Linked DNA regions of Mus musculus: region 2 is linked to region 1. The links are chromatin loops, found by intact Hi-C in ENCODE. Cell type or tissue: gastrocnemius. All regions are shown on one strand.

Evidence for each region. A loop is a pair of places that touch in the nucleus more often than their neighbours do. Peaks named below come from ENCODE experiments on the same cell type or tissue, not always from the same donor. Only the 100,000 strongest peaks of a DNase experiment are listed, where the experiment ranks them.
Region 2: it touches region 1 in a loop (2.8-fold over the local background); 13 of 42 quality-filtered maps call a loop at or near these places.

Annotation. Positions count from the first base shown.
Region 1 is chr15:93,591,361-93,599,360 of GRCm38, reverse strand. It overlaps Prickle1 (prickle planar cell polarity protein 1), which reads left to right and starts at 3,459. Exons shown (of 8, transcript NM_001033217.5): 1 at 3,459-3,667. In gastrocnemius, CTCF peaks have their summits at 3,919, 7,107 and 7,732; DNase peaks (open chromatin) are centred at 3,831, 4,294, 7,166, 7,277 and 2 more places; H3K4me3 peaks cover 4,391 bases; H3K27ac peaks cover 4,063 bases.
Region 2 is chr15:93,696,106-93,704,105 of GRCm38, reverse strand. It overlaps Gm41387 (a long non-coding RNA gene), which reads right to left. Exons shown (of 3, transcript XR_875601.1): 2 at 5,658-5,790; 3 at 5,460-5,567. Gm41386 (a long non-coding RNA gene) reads left to right here. Exons shown (of 7, transcript XR_875596.1): 5 at 2,311-2,422; 6 at 3,674-3,739; 7 at 6,397-6,691. Among named protein-coding and RNA genes, the nearest start is that of Gm30339, 6.4 kb to the left of the region's middle. In gastrocnemius, a CTCF peak has its summit at 3,876; DNase peaks (open chromatin) are centred at 2,800, 3,818, 5,509 and 6,445; H3K4me3 peaks cover 1,186 bases; H3K27ac peaks cover 1,996 bases.

The DNA.
Region 1 (8,000 bases):
TTCTTCATCCTGAGTGAGCTAAGAACATTCATTAGCATGAGTCATTGGGTACCACATTTGATGACTGGCACTGCCATAGAAAGCATCGTATGTGGGCTAGCCAAGACAACACAAAGACATTGCCTCACAGGTGAGGAATGGAGAGGTGTGAGATCAAGTTAGAGCTGTTGTTTGTTCCTTCTGAGAGCTGTCCCTCACTCAACTGGCTCTGGATAATTCGCTACACTCTGTTATGTTCCTTGACTTATAAATTATTGCCACCATCTTTATATTCACATCTGTGGCATCCTTCCTGAACTCCAAGTTTCCTTCTCATACATACAATCAGTCATGCAAGATAAGGTATGAGGGATGAAGGCAGAGAATTAAAAATTGGAGGTCTTCCTCAACTACATAGCAAATTCAAGGATAACTTGGGCTACGTAAGACCCTAGTCTCAAACAAACAAACAAAAGAAAAACTCACTCATATAGGATTATGGCTCAGTCTAGACTTCGGTTTCACTTGATTACATCTATAAAAATCTGTTTCCAAATAAGGTTATACTCTGAAGCACTGAAGATAATGACTTCAACATATGAAATTTGGAGTTACAGCACAGTACTCGTGGATATAACTTCTATAAAAATTTGTATCATTTCTTTAAAATGATTCTGAATTGATTTGCATATAAACGGTGTGATATCCTAATTTATGTGGCAAGACAAAGAATAACGAGTCCCATTAATAGGAGACTCAGAACAGCCAGGTAGTTCACAATGGAGACTACATTTGTGCCATTAAACTTTATTGTCTAAGATATATTTTTATTATTTATTTACTTATGTGTGTTTCTATGTCTATAGGAGTGACTATTTTATGTGTATGGGTGCACGTGAAGGCCAGAAGAGGGCAGACATTGGATCCCCAACAGTTGACGATAGAGGCAGTTGTGAGTCACCTCATGTAGGTGCTGGGTACCAAACTCCAGTCCTCTGAAAGAGCAATAAATGCTCCTGACTGCAGAGCCATCTATATAGTCCTAATACACTAAACTTCAAAACGGTCTCCTACTTTTCTTATGCCAGGCATAGTGGCGTGCGCCCGTACCCATAGTGACTCGGGAGGCTGAGAGATGATCTCAGGTTCTTCAAAGCCAGCCCGTGCAACCTTTAAAATAGGAAAGTTTTGCTCAGTTGCCTAGAAAGCAAGAGGCCCTGTGTTTGGTCCCTAGTACTGACAAAAGGGTGCCTTTTTTCTAATTTGTGGGGTTTTGCATGGGGGCAGGAGTAAGGGAAGATGAGTGAGAAAAGAAGTGATCTAGAGACGTCATCCATAAAGTCTGCAGGCTAATAGCCCAGGAATTGGATAGTTCTCGGACTTGGGTATCATCCTCTTTACCAAGGAGGAACTTAGGGTCATTGATGCTAATGACACCCCTTTAGACTCCGTTTGGTAAATGATGGGGCTTAGGATGTAAAATCAGTTTACTCTCATCTCAGACCATCCCTTGGACTGCCCAAGTCATTTCTTGAGCATCTTGCTTTGAAAAGCAAGTGTTGGCTACAAAGATGTTTGTTTCTAGTACATTGTTTCTAGTACAGAGGTCACCACTTCTTGAGAGGATCCTCGTGCATGATGTGTTTGCACCACATCTCATAATCGATGCTCAGTTTTAAGGAGAGCTTCTGGGATATAACAGCTGCAAGCCCTCTGCAACCACACTCATGTCATACTATAACATACAGAACACGTTCTCCTTTTAATAGGGAGGTCCAAGTGCAGGCTACACAGTATAGCCTTTCCTCTAGCTTCTCCTACCCTACTCTGCCGCAGAAGGGAGGAGACTGTGTTGATAAACCCACTACATCGCTCAATTTTTAATTTTTGAAAACCCAATGTACTTTGAAGTTTTAAGGGGGAAAAAACATAGAAATCCAAGACGTTAATAAAGACAGTAGAATTCGCCCTTTAAAAGTACTAATTTTCCACTATGTCTAGACATGAAATGAGTCAATTTTTTGCCGGTTTTCTCCGGCAGAAAGGTTAGTTAGTATCTCCATGCTTATAGCTTAAAAGAAGTATTTGTACGGACAAGATGAAGAGATACAACTTTAAAGGCCAAGGCCAAGGAAATGCTGAGGAGCGAAAAGGCTTGGGTCACGAGGGAGAGGGTTTCAATAGCAGCAGCCTGTGCCAGTCAGTAGCATCCAGGATGTTAACCGACTGAGGAGTAAGAGGTGAGGAAAACAGACTCTAGCTTTGGAGCTCCCTCGTTTGACTTTAGTTATCGTCACTTTACATCTTCGTAATCCATTGGCTTCATTTTTAACGAAGCTCTCTTTGCTTCGCCACCAAAGAAATGGAAAATGCTTGCTACCAGAGAAAGTCCTAAAATGGTCGGTCAGCTTTGGTTATCCTCAAAGAGATACAAATCCATCAATCAAGGTCATCCTCTCTACTCGCAACACTCAAAGCCTTCTCGTCCTGGAGGATGCTTCTTTCAGCATCTTGGAAGGTTTAGAAGACATAGGGAGGTCCACAAAGGTCCAGCTTTGTAGGGACACATGTCAAGTTGTCATTACCAGCTGCAGTGGGCTCTGCCCTCTGAGATATGGGATCATAGTGTCCATTCCACAGATCCGGGAGTAGAGAAGGTAAGAGGATAAGGTTTAAGGGGCCCTGCAAATGTCAGGGCAGAACTTTGAAACAGCCAGAGTCCCTGTTGACCGTGGGCGACTGAGCCTGACAGCCCAGCCCAGCCCAGCCCTGGGAACCGGGTACAGTGAAAACACGGAGAGTGGCTTGGTCAATGAAAAATTATCCTCATGGTGGAATGAAGGCTTTGGACCCTGCATCTAGTGCACCCTGCTAACTTGGTCCTGGCCCCAGACACCGCGGTCCTCGAGGGTCCTCAGCTGTAACCCTCAGGCTTTTTCCTTGAAACGATCACTTTGGCCTTCCTGATCTGAAATCTCACCCCTTGGCTGTGGAGCTGACTTAAGTAAGGCCAGTCTGGGGAATTACACAAAATAGGATCGAGTCCAGGTGGGTTTATCAGAGGCGAGAGCTCCGGAAGGAATTCAGAGTTTAATTAACTCGTGCCCTCTGTACACGCCCCCAAAGGAAAGGGAACCCTAATAGGGACCCCATCAAAGTGTTTGATCAGAGGAAATTGGGTTCGCCTTTTCCTCTCCTTCACCTTTCCTATCTGGCAATCAATCCATCTGGATTATTGGCTGAACCTGGGCAACAGCATTAAAAAGGGCACAGAATCGGAGGCGGGGCGGGGCGGAGACTGGCGGGCCTGCAGACCGCAGCCCGGCCGGTGCTGCCTCGCGGGAGGGATCGCGGCCCCGCACTGTGCGCGTGGGCGCGCAGAGCCGCCTGGATCCCCTGCGTCCGCGCTCCGGGATTTCGCTGGCGCCGGCGCGACGGCCGGGGGCGGGTGCTCTGCAGCGGCCGGGACTGGAGCGCGCACTCCGCCTGCAGCCGAGCAGCGGCCCGGGAGCCGCCACCACCTTGCAAGCCCCGCGCCGCCTGCGCTGACCTGGACCGCGCGGCCGCAGCGCTACGGGCCCGGCTGCGGACGCTCCCGGGGCTGCGCACGCGGGAGCGCGCCTGACGCGGAGGACCGCAGCTCTCAACGCCACCGCCGAGGACCGCGCGGCCGCCTCTCGCGCGTGGGGTGAGTGGCGAGGGGCGCCGCGGCTCGGGCCGCGTTGTCACGGCGCGGGGTGGGACGTCCGGCGGTTTGGGAGCGCGGGGACCGCACGAGAAGAGCTGCTGGGCTGTGGCTGCCTAGAGGCTGGGCACACGGCCCCCTCGTGCTGCGTGGCAGCCAGGTTCCCCCTGCGCCGAGGCCAGCTGCATGGCCCGGAGCCCGGCCACGCGAGATCGGGGAGGCGAGGGTGAGTGGCTGAGGATCGCCTGTCACCTACTGGCGTCGGCGGGGAGACTAGGCGCCTAGCGTGCCCGGGAAGGGCTGCCTGCCCTGGAGAGGCAGCCGCAGCCTGCCCTCGGTGGAGACCCCTGCTCTGCACGCAGCTCGCCCGTGGGAGAGGAGGGGAGCCGCGACGTCCTCCCTTCTGGCAGAAAAAGTTGAAGAAACTAGGTCTGTTAATAATTAGCAGGAGCGGGACTCGGGATGCAGCAGAAAGCTGTTGAGTTTTCATTGCCCTCTAAGAAAAACAAACGGCATCGCCAACGACTATTGGCAGGGCCGTGTTATTTTTGGGACTTTGGGAAAATTGTCCACAGATTGCGTTCGGGAGACTGAAGACGGGGGGTGTACCCGGGAGGTCGTGGGGACGGCTGGCACAGCTTTGAGTCCCAGCCCGCCCCTGTAGGACTCAGAGTCTTAAGCCTGACGCACTTGGTTCCTGGTTTTAAAACGTGTCAGAGGCAGAACTGCAGCCAGGATCAAGGAGAAGAACGCACCGCGAACCGGCCTAAAAGGAGCATGTGTAAAAATCGCTGGCGGAGCCCAAGTGCACTTGTGCTGTTTAAAAAAAAAAAAAAAAAAAAAAAAAAAAAAAAAAAAAAAAAAAAAAAAAAAGAATGTTGCATTTGTGGCTTTTAGGGTAGGTTTTATGAATGACAAATTATACTTGATGAAATTGTATCTCCTATCTGTCCCTGAACAGTTCTGTCTGCCGCCTGGTTTTAATCAGCGCTTTGGGAAGGCAGTGTCTGCGCTGATGTTATATAATTGACATGGTTCGCCATCAGATATTTTTAATGTACTTTCGGACGAAAGAAACTTCATCTGTCTCTTCAGACAGGCTCAAGGTGTAGACAGAGTGAGGGCTGCAAAGGTTTGCCCTCCTCTAGCTCCAGATGTGTGAGCTCAGCTGTTGCCTGTCACTTAGGTGACAACTGGCCTTTTTCTGACTAAGCCTTTGCTGTCGCCATTATCCTCAGTAAAGTATCAGTGTTCGGAGGCCTTCTATTACCAAGAGTGGGACCGGGCCCCTTGGGAGGTGTCAGCCGTGTTTGACCATCCCTAACAATATGTCTGTTTTTAGAATAGAAAGGGGGGGAGGACCAAAAAAAACCCTGACAGCAAGATAGATACACTTTTAGATTAAGACCAACCTAATCTAAAAATTCTGTTTTAATCAAGACAGCTCCGTAAGGATGACGCAATGTTTGTCAAGCCTTTCTCCCTAGAACAATATTTACTCCCACCAGGGGATTTAAAACTTAAACAACAGCCATTTATCTTGCTGTCTGGTAGAGCTGGGTTCATTTTGCCTCCAATGTGGTCCTAGCCTAGGTGGCTGGAACAAGAATCTATCACTGGAGCCAGCTGGAGCCGGAAGAAAGAAAAATATAACACCTGCTGGTACCAGAGAGCCCTAAATGCCATCAACCAGGGAGTCGGGATATTTTATAAGCGCGTCCAGAAATGTTTATACTAAAGATTTAAAGGTTAACACTGCAAGGGCTATACACAAAAGGCACTAGAAATAAATGGATGTGTTGCCCTCAGTTAAGAGATAGCATACTTACTGATAATTTGAAATAATAATTATGACTTGTGAATGAATTCTCATGTTTCTAAATAGGCCCTAGAAAGGAAGGGCAGTTGGGGGAGGGGAGGGGGTACGCAGAATGATGTCTAAAGATGGACAGGCTGATATGAGTGAATGAGTTTAGTAATTTAATTTTTTTTCATTCTTAATTTAGTTCTAGTTAGAGAGTTACCACGGAGTGAGCCTGTTGATTCATGGACTCTTTTGAAGAGAAAACTGCTATATGTCACTAAAGTGACAAATCAACCAGTTCTGCCCAATGAAGCTTAAAGGGTTGACTTTATTATTTTTTTTTTTATAACCAAAGACCATGGGTTCACTCTTGGCTGTAATGAGTCAGCTTGGGTTATGAAAGGAACACCTAATACAAGCTAGGAAGAAAAAAAAAAAAGTTTGCAGTTAACAGCTGGAATATGATTGAGTTGGCCCTAAAAAACGGAGTTAAATTTTACAGTTTCCTCAGGGAATTTCAAAAGTGAGCTGGGACGTAAATTTGTGAAATATTATGATTAGATAATCTCTTTTAAAGTCCACAGTAACTTGTCAGTAGCGCACAAAAAGGCTAAGTTCTGCAAAGTGATGACTTTGCTGTACCAGTGGGCTAACCTGGGCAAGTGCTGGTCACCATGGGTGAGCCCCGCCCCAGTGACATTCCTAAGGCTGGAGAAATAGAATGAAGACTCTTTAAAAATTATTTACCATCAAGTAACTCTTAGAACTCTTAGTAACTCCTACCCTACCCTGTATTTTTGAACTGTCTGTCTGATCAGGGTTATGTTTGCTGATCTTTTAATTACAGCATTCAATTCCCTGAACCAAGTCGTTTATAATGGACAAATCTTCCATTTTAAAGAAGTAGAATTCCAAAAAGCAAAATGGGGTTCTGGAGAGATGGCTCGGTTGGGAAAGTATTTGTTCTGCAAAGATGAAGGCCTCAGTTCAGATCCCCAGGACCCATGTACAAAACTGGGTGTGGTCACCTATGCTTATCAGCAACCAGGGTCGCAGGGCAGGAGGGACCAGAGCTTGCTCTCAGGCCAGCCAGCATAAACCATCAGCAAGTTCTAGCTCTGTGAGAGACTTTGTCTAAACAAGAATTAAATAAGGTGGGGAGACATGGAGGATAATGCTGGACATCAACTTCTGACCTCCGTGCAAAGACCTACACTCACACACACACACACAGTGTTTCTCATGTGAGCATAGAAATGTTTATGTCATCTGAGCAACATAGACTCCTCCCCCTCCCCCCAGGAAAACAGTTCTGTGTTTTCTCCATGTTATATATGTTCTTCATTCACCTCTTACCACTGTGAGAATATTAGAACTGTGTAAATCCAGGTATAAAATGTTCTACAATGACAAGGAATAAGGGATAGGAAGGAGGTGTTTCCCTGTGGTTATGCTAAGGGACCGTTAGTTTTCTCCTGGTTATTGGGTAGAGATGTGTAGAGTTGCATAGTGGTGCTTTTAGAAAGTGGGTATGGACAAATGATTGGGGGGAGAAAAGCAGAGTTATCTGGAGGTCAAGCCGTGCACTGCTAATAGTGCTGTGCCTCTAAGCCTCAGCAGCAAAGGGAGCCAGCGCCTCCAACAGTATGTCAGAGACCAGGATTGCCCAAGGGCAGCAGAGCTGCTCTGTCCTTCTGGACTCCTCCCTTTGGATATAAGCATAAGCCATCCCTCAGCACCCTGGTAACCAATAAACCTCCTTGTTTATAGTAATGCTGAGCAGAAGGGGTGGGGGGGGGCGGAGATTGGCTCCTGCTGTGGGCTGGTGCGTGAGCATCCAGGACCATCGGAATGGGCTGGCCAGTAGCAACCAGGAACCCTTGCAAGCCCGTTTCCCTTGACCCTCTCTCCTGAGGAAGGCGGTGGAAAGAGACTTACTTTACAGCTTGGGGCATGCTGATGTCATGACGCTTCTGGCACAAAGATACGATAGAATAATCAGATCCCTCTCTGTGTGCCAAAATGACACGATTTTTCCACGAGCTGTTCCTGAACCGCTGGTCCACGGGCACGGCCTGTTTCCAGTTATGGAGTGCGGGAGGGGGCTCGGCGGGGTGGGGGTGGGGGTAGGGTAGGAGGAGGGGCAGGCCTCTTCAGACAGTTCGATAATTCTTCCTATGTCTGTCTGTTTAAACTACAAGCTCATAGTCACATCTGAAGGGACTTCTTTGAGAACACAAAGACAGTACTGCCTCCCGTGGTCATTTGCCTATGAGGTAAAACCCCAGATAGGCAGAAGCCGGTGTAAAACATTTGAAAACAGAGAAAGCAAGGGAGCCAACAGCTGCCATTCACTTTTTATGTGACGCCTCTCCCCCAAGTTTTGTTCTAAAAAGTTTTTAAATCAACTGGCTAGTTAAGCTGACATTGCATTTTTTTTCCCTCCCTGGGAGATTGGAGCGATCCCGTTCATTGCCAGCACGTTACATACATACTCTTCAGAAAACAAGTTAGGGGCTGTGTTATTTCATA
Region 2 (8,000 bases), 100 kb before region 1:
AGGAGTCAACACTTTTTTTTTTTAACATGACGAGACCACTTCATGGGATAGCTCCCTTTCAGTGAGAGGTGAAGCACACCATTCACTATTGACTACACAGACACCCAGCAGACCCCAGCTCCTTCTTCCTGACTGACTGAGGCTTCTTGCCCTTGGACCAGTGAGTCCTTTTTCTTCCTTTTACCGACGTCACTCCTCTCTTCCATTCTATAAACTTGACCATTTCTAAGCCCTGCATCTAACTGCCATCAGGCAACAGTCACCCTCCAGTTCCTGCCTTAGTGCCCTTTGTCATAATTTTTGGGATCCATCCATCTTGCTGCGTGTAGTAGAATTTCTTGGGTTTAAAGGCTGAGTCATATTCCAGGCATATAGATGCTGTGCTGTCTTTGTGTGGTCACCTGTGGATAGACATCAACATTGTCTCCATGTTGTTGTTCTTAAAGTACTGCTTCACCGATCCTTCTCAGAAGGGGGAACAAAGTCCAGAGCAGGGACTGAAGGAATGGCCATCCAGAGACTGCCCTAATGGGGATCCATTCCATAAACAACCATCAAACCCAGATGCTACTGCGGATGCCAACAAGAGATTGACAGGAGCCTGATAAAGCTGTCTCCTAAGAGGCTCTGTCAGTGCCTGACAAATACAGAAGTGGATGTGCACAGCCATCCATTGGATGGAGCATGGGGTCCCCAATGAAGGAGCTAGAGAAAGCATCCAGGGAGCTGAAGGAGTTTGCAGCCCCATAGGAGGAACGACAATGTGAACTAACCAGTACCCCCAGAGCTCCCTGGGACTAAATCGCCAATCAAAGAAAACACATGGTGGGACTCATGGCTCTAGCTGCATATGTAGCAGAGGATGGCTAAGTTGGTCATCCATGGGAAGAGAGGCCCTTGGTCCTGTGAAGGTTCTATGACCCAGTATAGGGGAATGCCAGGGCCAGGAAGTGGGAATGGGTGGGTTGGGGAGTAGAGATAGGGAATTTTCAGAGGGGAAACTAGGAAAGGGGATAACATTTGAAATGTAAATAAAGAAAATATCAAATAATAATAATAATAATTAATAATAAGCACTGCTTCACACACTCATGCTAACATCTCTTTGGTTAGCTCATTTCAGATTCAGAGAATGAATAGCAGTGGAGTTTCCAGACCATATGGTCATCCTACTTTTTGTTGGTTTGTTTGAGGAAGCTCCATACTGATTTCCATGGCAGCAACATTCTTTCTTTTATTTCCATCAACAATGTGGCATTATGTTTGAATGATCTTTTATAATGAAAGCTGAACACCAAGAGCTAAGTGAACTCCAAGAGTCTTCCCTCCACAGGGGCTGACAGCTTGTGCCTGGCCTTGAGGAGGACTGCAGATGTGTTTCTTGTACTAAATGGAACTGGATAGAACCCCCAGTTATGTGGGGGAAGGGCATAACTGTCCTGTCAGCAATCTAGGGTTCAACAATGTAGCAATGTAAAGTTCAAAACATTCAGACCCTAACTGTCACTATGAGTTCCTTGACCATTCCAGAATTGATAACAGTGACCTGTCGACATGGACCTGTCGACGTGGGCCTTGACTTGCTCTATACGAATGGCCTGGGTACAATGCTAAGAACACTAAACTCTCATTCTCCTTATAACCTCCCTCAGCACTGAGAGATCTCTAGTCTCCATGAGTTTCAGAGTCATGTTGGTGGCAGAGAGGTCAAAGGATTGGGGACCGTATTTATCATGAGCTACCACAGTACCAGCACATGCCATAATATGGAAAGCTAAAAAAAACGTATTCCAAGCACTGTCCCCCTCAGCTATGAAGTGTCCCACTGGATCCCGAAGGTCTGGAGATTTGTTGCGTTACTGTTTTCATACCCATAGCCTGGTGCAAGCAAGTACGTGCATGCACGCGTGCATGCATACATATGCCAGTCCCCACATATTTCACACATGCTTAACTGTACACACCCAAGGATTATAAGAGATAACAGAGAAACAGGATGTTGACACTCTGTTCAAGGCTTTCCAGACAAGAAGACTCAAGAAAAGGTAGTGACATGCTAACCCCATCCAGTTTAAACCAGAAAACCAGGGCTGGATAGGCATCTCCATATTTGCAGCAACATTCGGCTACGATGCATTTCTCTAGACCTCTAGTTCCTTGGCAGTAAAAGGAAGTCACCAGGGGTTCTCAGAAGCTTTAAGTGAGGGGTTGTGGGGTGGGGTGATGACAGAATGTTCTTGCTCTAAAAAAAAGAGTCCTACTTAGAACCACAATATATATAAAATGAAAGCTGACCTGTTTTTATTGCAGAGGCTGAACCCCACTTCCTAGCTCTTTTCTGATCAGCCAGACTATGGAGAACAGAAGCTCCTTGTACGGAATGCTCTCCAAAGCTCCTTCTGGTCTACCCCTCTCTGAATCTGTAAGTTCTATTTATTCGTAATTCATCGTCCATGCTACAGAGAATATAATACAGTGAGCACTAACTAGCTCCTGAGGGTCAGGTGGCTTCTGATAGAAGGTATTTATGTGTTCTGGGTCTTGCTGGATGAAAGACAGCTTTCAGCTCAGTTATTCTTGTACCAAAAGCAGGGAGTCCCAAACTTCCCCAAGAGAGGACAGGGGAAAGGAAGGACACCTCAGAGCACAGGAGCTAGGTCAAGGGCACCCACTACAGCAGACAGCACTCAGCATACATTATCCCTTCTCAAGTCTTTGTCCACACCACTCACACGCCCGCCATTTTCTGTGAAAGCTAAGCAAGAAGAGCCTATAGCAACAAATCCTATTTTAACCTGAATCTCCCGCTCCAGAGCCCAGAGCTCAATGCCAAGCGTCCATCTTTGCTGGTTATTTGCTTGTGCAGTCACGTGTGGAATCAAAGGTCAGCTAAGCATAACACATTAGCATAAATGGGCTCTACCAGTTTCTTGAACAAATGAAAACTCGCTCCTGGAATATCACCGAATGCTCCCTTCTGACAGCAGCCTGGACATGGAAACAATGGAGAGCTGACAATGGGTCGCTCTCTTTGTGGGAACACGTTTGAATAGAGAATTTTAAATGTAAACCATCTTCGGGTTGAAAATAGGTTCTGCATAAAATATTCATTGCTCACTCTAAAATGTATTATAAATGCAAGAGGGAATGATTTTTTTAAGTAATTGTACCCCCCCCCCCAGTTATCCATTTATATACTTAGACATACCATTTTGAAACCCCATTTAATTTAAAAAGTAAGATGTGAGTTTTTCAAGGCTGTGATGCTGGAGTGAAGGTTTTTCTACCATTTAAAACGTGCTCCGTTTGACTGCTAAGACTTTGGGAAAATGCAAATGATGTATACATTGCACTGGACTTACAGTCAAAGAGCTCAAGTAGCAATATCGTCCCAGTCACAGGAGGGAAACCCATGCAAAGACTGAAACCTCCTTCTTCCCATTGCTGCTCTGCTTGTCTCTGGAGTAAGAATTGCTAATCGCTTGCTTTGTGGAATGCCGGGCTTTGAAAGAATATCAAATAGAGGGTAGCATTAATGATTAAAAGAAAATAGGGAAATTTTGACGATGCTGCTTGGCTTTGAAGTGTAATTGCCAAGACCTCAAAAAGTAATAACTCTTACTCTAGGATGGCTCCACCAAGGCAGCTGCTCTTTCCTCTCTTTCCCCCCTAGCTGACTTCAGTTGCTTCTCTGCTGCTTCTCCAAGGATTGTGACAGAAGTTTCAAAAGGTTGCCAAGGTAGGTTTCTGGCCTGCGATTATAGATCTGCTGAGCTGCAGTAAGCTCATGGCACCGAGCTCAGGGATTGTTGGCACAATGAACAGACAGAGGCCTTGTGCCAGGTCTCCACCCTGCCGCCTGCTGGAGCAGCCTGGCCAGCTCCAGTCACCAGTAACAACATTAAACTTCCCTACGAGTCACACTTGCTATTCCCAGAGAGTCTCAAACTTATGAAATAAGTTCTCTACAAACAATCGTCGTCCTCACTCTGGTTCCCCCACAGGGAAGTTGCATGTGTCCTGTAAACAGGGCCACCGGTCTAGCTCGAGCCCAGGGACTGGGCGGGTTAATGGCACTGGGTTGAACTTAAGGCTGAGAGTTAATTCTCTCCAGCTGGCCATTTATCCTCAGGAAATGTCCTGATTCTCCATCATTATTTTCCAAATCTTAGAACAGATTATCTCTCTTGGAATCTTCGAGCTGTCAATACATGGAGGTCTTAGTGTGATTGTTTAGGAGACAATGCCAAAAAAAATTCTCTAAGTCTAGGAAATTCTCTGCTCTCTCCTCCAGCCTTGCTGGCACCGACTAGAGTCTCAGCAAATGCCATCAATCATATTTGATAACTACATGACCAACCTAAAAGCTATTTGTTTCTGGGGAGGGAGTTCATTTGATCGATTTTTAGTTTGAGGAGATTGGGAGGAGGGGGGGGGTATTTTGGTTTTTGCCAAAGTGACTGAACACATGATAAGGTTCTCAACAGTGTATGTAGATTCCTCATAAGGGACCTGCCTTCACTTGGGACAATGTTAGAGGGTTTCTGAATACTTTCTACTTCTGGTGGCTGACTTCAAGAATCCGTTAGGGGAGAACTCATGAGCCTTAAAAAGAAAAACACTAAGAAAAAAAATTTACCAGCAAACAAGTTAAGACTTCCACAGTGCCCCAAAACAAATTAAACCTTGTTACATATCAGGAAAACTTGACAGCTGCTACTCTGTAAATTTTTTTCTTTAATATTTACTATAAACAGCATTAACAGTGGGCTTCTCTTCTTTGTCTTCTGAAGGCACCTCCTGCTGTAGGCAAATGTCCTTACCCTCAGCCTGATGGTTTTTACGCTACCCTCGCTTACCGTTGTGTTGTGGACTTAGGGCTTGAGAACACAGGGAGGATGAATTTCTAGGAAACCAAGAATCAGGTCAGCAAAGTGTGCCATAGCCCTTCCCCGGGGGCCCAGAGGAGAAGCTCTGAGTTCAGCGTTTCTGCTGTGACTTCATGTGTTCTCACCAGCTTAGGTGGGTCTCTTTTTGGTATCACTCTGTCCTGCTTTGTTTTATAGAGATGCCTTTGCTTTCATTTCTTGTTTACATGTCAATTAGACATTTCGACTTGGCTCGTTTGCCACGGCTGCTTCTTCATCGTGGTTCCCAGCTATCCCCCCCCCACCCCCCCAAAGCACAGCAGCAACAGCCTCCCTAACTCTCTCCTGAGCTAAATACGGAGCAGTCAGGCGGTTTTCAGGAATACGAGAGAAACAATGTTTTTGGTCCCTTCTGAAAAAGTCCTCAGAAAAAAAAAGCCAGCATGAGGCATGTTCCTTCTCACAGAGAGGAACCTTGATTGGAAGTCCCAAGACAATTGTCAAGCTAACCAGGACAGCCTGTAGGAGAGGAAGCCGAGAGAAAGGCTGTCAGTGTGTGAGAAGGTATCTCCTCCCCACCCCACCCCCACCACCCTCCAACCCCAAAATAAACCCGGAGCTGATTAGCTGCTTTGGTCTTGGGCCAGTTGACTGCCAGCGAACAAGCTCAGGCTGAGTGTCTCTGCACGCCCTGTAGCCCTGTAGGGAGTGGGAGACTATTCACTGGGACGGTTCTTTTTTTTTTTTTTTAAAAAGACAATGTAGCCAAGAGGTAAAGTGTCAAAATACCTTCCTAAAAATAGACGCTTCTCCTGCCAAGGATAAGGGCACACACTCCAAGGCTCCAGACAGTTGTTGGAGCATCTGCTCACGTCTCACAGAAGAATATCAGTCGTGACGGGCAAGTATTTGGAGAGTCAACCTGTGACAGGAGCATATGAGTTAATTATAGTTAGCAGAGATTATTCTATATTAGTGCATCAACAAACCTGTTAGCCTGGTCTTCAGTTCTCCTATTAATGGGGGGTCTTCTCCCCCCAAACCCCGTGTTATAGTTATACCAGCATATTGAAGCTTGCCAGAAGATTTTTATAGAACAGTAAAGCCAATGCATAAAGCTGGTTGATTTTGATATCTGCTGTCTAAAGCTTTAGCAAAGCCTTGGATAACAGTCAAAGATTATGGTCATGTTTACAGTTTGGAAGCCTGAAGAGGAGGAGATGCTGTCCTATAATTTAAAAAGACTTGAAAATACTTTCCTAGCCAACTATCACACAACAGAAATCATTCTGGAATGAAGCGCTGGACTGAGTTTAGGGCAGAGATTGCCACCATGGCTTAAAAATAAGGGTAGAAGGTACACATTTGAGTTTTAAAACATGTGTGTATGTCAGCCTCTGAGAGACACACAGTGGGGCAGTTGGACAAGTCAGGATTAATTTTCATGGAAAACAAAAAAACAAAAAAGAAAAATAGCCAGAGATGGATAGATGCACAGGGGTCATTTGTCTTCCACTCTCATCCCCAGCCTACCCCACGCCCCGCCAGGCATGAAGAGAAGAGAGCTAAGGAGTTTGGTGTTGTCACATAGCCAGTTGGTGCCAAACCAGAAAACAGCCCAAGTCTATGTGACACCTCAGAACACTGGAGATCTGTGTGACACCTCAGAACACTGGAGATCTGTGTGACACCTCAGAACACTGGAGATCTGTGTGCCAATATGTCCTGAGCTCAGAGCTTTGCACATGTCTGTGACTTATGTTCTGTGCTGAGTGTCTGCCACGGACCGAGAATGTCTTACAAATAAAACTGTTTTTATAAAATAACCCACAAAGCAAGTTTTAATAGGTCTTGATAGTAAGCCCACTAACATTTTGATGTGTACATTATAGAGAGCTAATTATTACATACAAATACCCTGGGGAGAGTTGGAAGAAAAAAAACATTGATAGCAATATACTTTTGCCCACAGAGGTTCAAGAGTTAGGTAAAGCTAAAAGCCACTCTTTAAACATATAAAAATCTTTTTTCCCCCACGGAAATCTTGAACAGTTGCATGGACGTTTGGCTTCTGACCATATGGTGTGTGCTGAAACCGATCACACGAATCTTGTCATTCAGACTTGTTGACTTGGGAATGTGCCCTGGTTCCTTCTCAGGCTCTCAATTCAGCTCAAGCCCAAATGACAAATGATCAAGTCATTTTTCAACGAACCCCAACCTGCATCAACCCAGAGGCTAGAAGAAACTGTGCCAAGCCATCTCCCCACACATGATCTGACCCACACTACCGCAGGTCAAGCAGAGCACGTAAGAAACTCTGAAAGTAGTAGGTTGGCCAGAAGTGGGTCGAGAAGGAGATTTTAACCAAAATTGTACATTGCATCAACCACGTGGGATTATGAGCCTGGTGTTCGGTGTCATCTGATTGATGCCCTCATTGCTGTGACAGGGAATTACTGGTGCCATAACTGTGGTGCCACGGTGGGATCCACCCACGTGAGCATCGGAAAGGCTGTCCAGGGTCAAGTGCCTTAGGTTCTCTACCCATCTTCCATTCCAGCGTTTCTCTCCTTCCTGGGACCTCCCCTTCCAGTGGATCCTGCATTTTCCAAGTCCCTATTGAGGCTACAGTGTCTGAGACAGCTATGACAGTATCTTTACCCTTCAGTGTAGTTTCTTTTACCCTGCTTGCAGCAGCAACCCCACCCCCCACCCCCGCCATCTGTGGAGAGTTGGTGACAGAGGAACCCGTATTGGCTTTTTAATGATTGGAAGTGGTTTCCTGCTGGGTTGACATCATTCTAAAGAAAGAAGGCATGGCAATTTATCCTAGGATGTGTCCAAGTACTTACCAGTAATTGTCAGAATAGAGAAAGGAGGCCACCAATCTTGCAACAAGCAACAGCATCCCTGGAGACAGGGTAGCATGAATGGGGGCTGGGGCAGCCCCGTGGCAGAAAGAAAGGGTTCTGAAAGTTTTGGTCCTTGGTGTATGTGTGTTAAGCCACTGCAGCAATTAGCTGACTCTGTCAGGGAAGCAGGACAGAGTGTTCACACCCCTCACCAGCTGAATGACGTCAGAAGGTGCTTAGCCTCTCTTAAACCCAATTTGCTCATCCAAATCTCACT